Regions from separate parts of the Homo sapiens genome. Here region 2 is linked to region 1. The links are chromatin contacts, found by Hi-C or POLR2A ChIA-PET in ENCODE. All regions are on one chromosome and are shown on one strand. The core of a region is the stretch at or near the end of the contact, and the rest is flanking DNA. Distances in the headings are between cores, read along the strand shown.

Region 1 (2,948 bases), core at 263-2,762:
AGACTGAGCCCAGCCTGCTGGGGAGGGAGGCCAGCTGCAGGCTGTGCTTGTCAGGGCTGAGGCTTGGCTGGGCCCTCCTGCCCCGTGGTTATCAGAGCTATTTTGGGAAGTGGCTTGTTTCCAGCCTCCTGGCCTTGCTCCTGATGCCACTGCCACTGCTGACAGCCCCCAGCTGCCACCCGGGCCCTGCTTACTCCAGCAGACCTCCCTGGGGAGGAGGAGCAGGAAGGCAGCAGCCAGCCCTGGGCCTGGGACATCCCCCAGGCCCGGCAGAGGGCACGAGGCAGCAGGCAGGCTCCTCCACCCCAGCTCCAGGCAGAGCTCCAAAGTGCACATCTGCAGGCCTGCATCCTGGTCGCCCGGGGTGACCTCAGACAAGCTGCTTCACCTCTTGGGCCTCGGTTCCCTCCTCTGTCAACCCCACCTCCACAGCAAATGGATGTGGCCATGCTGTGTCACTGCAGTGAGCACACACACACGAGTTTCCCAGCTTTCCACATGTCCCGCCAACTGTCCCACAGACCAGCAGAACATCTGGGAATTCCAGGTCTCCAAGTCCAAGACACCTTCCCAGCCCCCCTCCACTGTTCACTGATGGCAGAAAACTCCTCACTTAGGACAGCTTCTAGTTCAGCCACCTAACCAGCCCCCATAGCCCACTCCCTGCAGCCCACTCACACCCGCCCCTGGGAGACCTTGCAAGCCCAGAGCCTCCTGGGCCATCCGTCCTTGGTTCTAGGCCCCCAGGGGCCTCAGTTTCTGTTCTCTGCCCCATCTGGTCCTCCCCCACTGGGATCATAACCACCCCGCTCCCTGTGGCCAGCCCTAGCCATAAAGGTGAGAGACGTGGTGCCAGCACCCAGCTCAGGTAGCACATAGGAGTGCTCTGAGATGCTGGCTGGGTGCGTGCTGAGGGCAGGCAGGACAGGGTGGGGGCGCTGCCACTGGGCCTTGAGGTTTGAGGCAGGAAGACCACCCATGCCAGAGGCAGGGCAGCGAGGCATGGCAGGGGCCACTCTGAGCCTGAATGAGGGCTGCCCAGGAGCTGGCACAGGTAGAGAAGGCAGCGTTGGACAAGGGGAGAAGGCAGACCGGGGAGATTGCAGGGGGCCCTGAATGCCAGCTTGAGGGCCCTGGCTGAGGACTCTGTCCTAGGGGCAGGGAGCAGACAGCCAATAGCACAGGGGACACAGCTCTTCACGCCACGGCTTCTGGATTCCTTAGACTGGCAGGGTCAGCCCCAGGCCCTCTCCCTGACCTTGCAATTGGGGATGACAGTGGCTGTGGGGGAGGGGAAAAAGCCACCTTCCCTGAGCACCACCTGGATCCCCACGCAGTGCTGCGTGCTTCATGCCCAGACCTCATTTATGCAAGGATGGGGCTTGGCAGCCCCTTTATTCAGCACATGAAGGCCCTGAGAGGGAAATGGAGCCCAAGGCCACACAGCTGGTGAGGGGAGCCTAGGTGACACTCCAGGGCCACCCCATTTCCTGCCCTCAGCACTTCCGGGAGCAGCTGGGGCTGCAGGAAGGAAGTGTATGACTGTGTGTGTGTGTGTTGGCGTGTGTGTGTGTGTGCGCGCACGCACACATGCTGGAGGCGGCGGCAGGGGTGTCCAGAACCACCTCTACCTCAGGCCCTTCCACCAGGACCCAGCTGGCCAGGAAACCCCCCACCACTGGGATTAACAGGACCCTGGAAGGGAGGCCCTTCCTGCCTCAAACCCCATTACCTCATTAGCAGGACCCTGGAAAGGAGGCCCTTCCTGTGGTTCCATTGCTCACTCTAGGCAGTCCTCTAGCCAGGGAATGGACAGGCCAGGGCTGGGGACAGGGACTCACCCAGGCCCAGTTTTCACACAGCCTCAGGGACATCCCTGGTCTCACTGTGGGAAGACTGAGACCTAGAGGAGAAAGAGCTTACCCAGGTTCACACAGCAAATCAGGGGCCAGGGCCACTCCCTCTACTCCCCCAAGGTCAGACAGCTGCCTATGGGATGTTGTGTGGCCGGGACTCCCCTTGACTGACTCCCAGCACAGCCCAGCCTCCAGCATGGCATCCTGTGGCATCAGGATTTTCAGTGGCCATGTGGCTCCTGAGCCCAGACTACAGATGGAACCAGCCAGTGCCGTGGGCACAATGGTTTGACGACCCCATTTCCCCATCACCCTCCCCACCCCACCTCACTTCAGCAGGGAGCCTGGGGTCAGGGGACTCACGGGGAGGCTCGACGGGCTCACAATCCTCGGTGCCACACGGCCGGGAGCTCTCAGGCCAGGCCTCGTGGCCACACTGGTCACTGTCTTCCTCGGGCAGCCCTGTCTGGGTGTTGACACACTTGACCAGGCGCCGCTGGACACCACCACCACAGGGGCCTGAGCACTGAGGGGAGCGGGGGAGGAATGAGTGTCTCCAGGGCCAGCCCTAGCAGTGGGGGCAGGGACACCTCCTCTGGGAAGCCGTCCCTGCGCCCTGTGCCTGACTGGCCTGGCCTTGCTCCCAGCCGCCCCCTCAGTGCCTCCTGGAGCACCTGGTCCCATTCCTAGAGCCCACTTGGTGCTGGAACCCCACTCTCACTTGTGGGATCGGCTCCTGCAGAGGGAAGGGGCGTGAGAACCGTGGGACAGCCCTCGGGGCGGCAGGGCAGTGAGCCCCTCACACAGGACATGCCTGAGAAGCCTGGGCAGGGGCGCCGGGATGGAGCCCTGATGCAGCAGTGGGCAGAGATGTGGGCGAGACACCGCTGTGCCCGAGGGACAGGGCAGAGGACCTGCCGCAGCCCATGGGCAGGAGGGCAGGAGACAGTTTCACAGCCGGGGCCCAGCCCGCCAGGCTTCGTTGTTATCAGCCCTAAACATGCACTGAGTCTGTGCCAGTGTCATGCTGTGCCCGGCCCTGTGCTTCGTTGCGTTCCTTCATTTAATCCTCCTGACCCTCCTCTCCTAAGC
Region 2 (2,948 bases), core at 221-2,720, 81 kb after region 1:
CCATCCCTTGTGGGCATGGCCCCCCTTCCTGGGCTGAGCAGGAGCTTCTGGAAGCTGGGACCATGCTTCTGCTGTCTGTGTGTGTCTCCCCCACAACAGCCTCTGGCCTGGAGTGGGCGGTGGAATATTCCTTGCTGAAATGGAAATGTGTGTGGCTCTGGCTCTTGACCTTTCCCCTTTAAGTTTCTCTGCTCTTAACTCCTTGATTAAAATGTCAAGTAAGCAGGGATCTGTAAACCCATTTTTAATTCCATGGGGAGTGGAAAAGGGCTCCATTTTAAATGACCTTCTGCTGTGGCTGGCATGAATAATCATCTCCTAAATGACACCCTTTGAGAATGGAAAAAGTAAGACTCTGTGCGGGGAGTAGGGGAGGCCACCCCTGCAGGGATCTAGTGGTTGCTGTGGTTTTTCAGCACTGCCCCAGGGAGTTGGGAATATAGGCAAGGGACCAAAAATGCTATTAATCAACAAAACATTGGTTCAGAAACTGTGGAACGTGTAAGCTAGAAGCATCCTCAGAGGTGCTTTCGAATGCCTCCCCCCAACTTTTTTTCATTGTTGTTGTTGAGATGGAGTCTTGCTCTGTTGCCCAGGCTGGAGTGCAGTGGTGCGATCTCGGCTCACTGCAACCTCTGCCTCCCAGTTCAATGATTCTCCCGCCTCAACCTCCCCAGTAGCTGGAACTACAGGTGTGCACTACCACGCCTGGCTAATTTTTGTATTTTTAGTAGAGACGGGGTTTCACCATGTTGGCCAGGCTGATCTAGAACTCCTGACCTCAGGCAATCCGCCCACTCAGCCTCCCACAGTGCTGGGATTACAGGCATGAGCCACTACGCCCGGCCTAAATGCCCCTATTTTAGAGATGGGGAAATTGAGGTCCAGGGAGGGAGGCTGCTGTCCGAGGATACACAAGGAAGAGATGTCACAGCCTGCCTCTCAGTCTGACAGAGTCCCAGGAGGAAGCCAGGCCACCCCGGACAGGGTGACCAAGCATCTGGTTTGCTTGGGACTGAGGGAATTCCTGGCACCTGGAACTTTCATTGCTAACACTGAGACAGCCTCAGGCAAACCCCAGTGGTGGGTCATGGTTTCTCTCTCTGGCTATAAAGGCTTCCAGACGAGTTCTAGAAGAGTGAAAAGGCAGAGGTATCTGAGGCCCAGTCTGTCACTTGGACCCAGCAGGACCAGTGGTCCAGCTGGCAGTGAGGTGGGCCGCCAGGCCTAAGGTGGCTGAGGCTCTAAAGCTTCCCAGTGTCTGCCTTGCTGGGCACTTCCCTCTGGGCCTCCAGCTCTGCCCGTCTTTGACTGTTGTGCTCTGTCTGTACAAAAGACACGATTTTTAAAATCTCTCTTGGGCTGTTTAACTTTGATCTCTGTAAACATTTATTTCAATAAATGTACATCCACATGGTATGTATTTTGAGAGGTTCAGTTTAGCAACGTGCTGGCAAGTCTTTCTGATGTTTTGCAGCTTGGGGAAATCCAGCTAGCTCAGTTCCGTGCTCTCTGTGTGACATCTGTCTGTAAATTCCTGCATCTCTCTGAGTCTTGGTTTCCCCATGTGTGAAGTGAGAAATGCAAGTATCTACCTTGTTGAGTTGCTCTGAGAAGTAAAGAGAAACAACTGCAAATTGCCTGGCACGTAGTAAGCACTCAGTAAAAGGTAGCAGTTCTTTTTTTTTTTTTTAAACTTTTTTTGTTGTTTTGAGTCTTGCTCTGATGTCCAGGCTGGAGTGCAGTGGTGTGATCTCTATTCACTGCCACCTCCGCCTCCTGAGTTCAAGTGATTCTCCTGCCTCAGCTTCTTGAGTAGTTAGGATTACAGGTGCATCTCATCACACTCAGCTAATTTTTGTATTTTTTGTAGAGACAGAGTTTCACCATGTTGGCCAGGCTGGTCTTGAACTCCTGTCCTCAATTGATCCGCCTGCCTCGCCTTCCCAAAGTGCTGGGATTGTAGGTGTGAGCCACTGCACCTGGCCAAAAGTTAGCTCTTCTTATCTCGACTCCCTGGTGGCTCTAGGTCTAGTTGGTCCTTGCCTTTGAGGTATGGGGGAGTCAGCCAGGGATTAGTGAAGGCACTGGAATTCTCTATGGATGGAAATTTAAGATTTTTCCTCCTGGCTCCTGTAGGTTCAGAACTTAACTCTGCTGTTAAATATGCATTAGTTTCCATGCAGAGGAAACTAATAGGCTTTTCACCAGAGCTTCTTTTCTCCTTAAATTCTCAGAACAGAGCTGGATTCTGAAGGAGGCTCATGTCTTCTCTATACAGAGCTGCCATAATCCAACAGTAAGGAAGACTGGACGTGGGGCAGGTGGAGGTGGAGTAAATGGAGGGGAGCAGGGCTGTGGCCTGGGCATCAGGAGACAGGGCTTGTCCCAAGTCTGCCCCTCATGTGAGTGATGTAAGGAAAGCCCTTTCCTCTCTGGGCCTCTGCTTCCCCTCTGTGAGATAAGTAGGTCAGAGTCAGTGATCTCTAAGGCTCTATCTAGGTCTCGATTCTTTGACTCTAGGCTCCTACATCCAGCCCCATGCTACATACACAGTATACATTGATAAAGATGACATTTAATGATTGTTTGTTTAATGAATTGATATATGGGGCGGGGGACGTTGCTGACACTCATGGGGACTTTGACCCTTACCATTCTCTTCCGTGGGGAGGGTCTGGCCCTAGTGTGACATTCACTTTTTTTTTTTTTTTGAGACAGATTAGCACTCTGTCACCCAGGCTGGAGTGCAGTGGCACGATCTCAGTTCACTGCAACCTCCGCCTCTTGGGTTCCAGCGATTCTCCTGCCTCAGCCTCCCCAGTAGCTGGGATTACAGGTGCCCACCACCACGCCCAGCTAAGTTTTGTATTTTTTAGTAGAGACAGGGTTTCATCATGTTGACCAGGCTGGTCTTGAACTCCTGACCTCAGGTGATCTGCCTGCCT

The links. Hi-C counts contacts between places; a loop is a spot of excess contacts on that map. ChIA-PET counts read pairs that join two places held with the same protein, here RNA polymerase II (POLR2A). Pooled maps may share reads with other maps.
Region 2: a pooled map shows a loop between it and region 1 (3-fold over the local background). The contact joins two enhancer-like sites. A Hi-C loop is called at or near these places in 3 of 168 maps with a recorded cell type or tissue (ascending aorta, chondrocyte and posterior cingulate gyrus) and 3 of 50 pooled maps. POLR2A ChIA-PET finds 5 or more read pairs at or near these places in 3 of 52 experiments (H1, activated B cell and activated CD4-positive, alpha-beta T cell).

What each region holds. Positions count from the first base shown.
Region 1 is chr15:78,760,184-78,763,131 of GRCh38, forward strand. ADAMTS7 (ADAM metallopeptidase with thrombospondin type 1 motif 7) reads right to left here. Exons shown (of 24, transcript NM_014272.5): 23 at 2,220-2,382. Among named protein-coding and RNA genes, the nearest start is that of ADAMTS7, 50 kb to the right of the region's middle. Within about 2 kb of position 1,513, at least 16 of the 41 ENCODE cell types and tissues checked have a DNase peak (open chromatin) inside an H3K27ac peak, as active enhancers do.
Region 2 is chr15:78,841,146-78,844,093 of GRCh38, forward strand. No RefSeq gene overlaps it. Among named protein-coding and RNA genes, the nearest start is that of TRK-CTT1-2, 18 kb to the right of the region's middle. Within about 2 kb of position 1,471, at least 2 of the 41 ENCODE cell types and tissues checked have a DNase peak (open chromatin) inside an H3K27ac peak, as active enhancers do.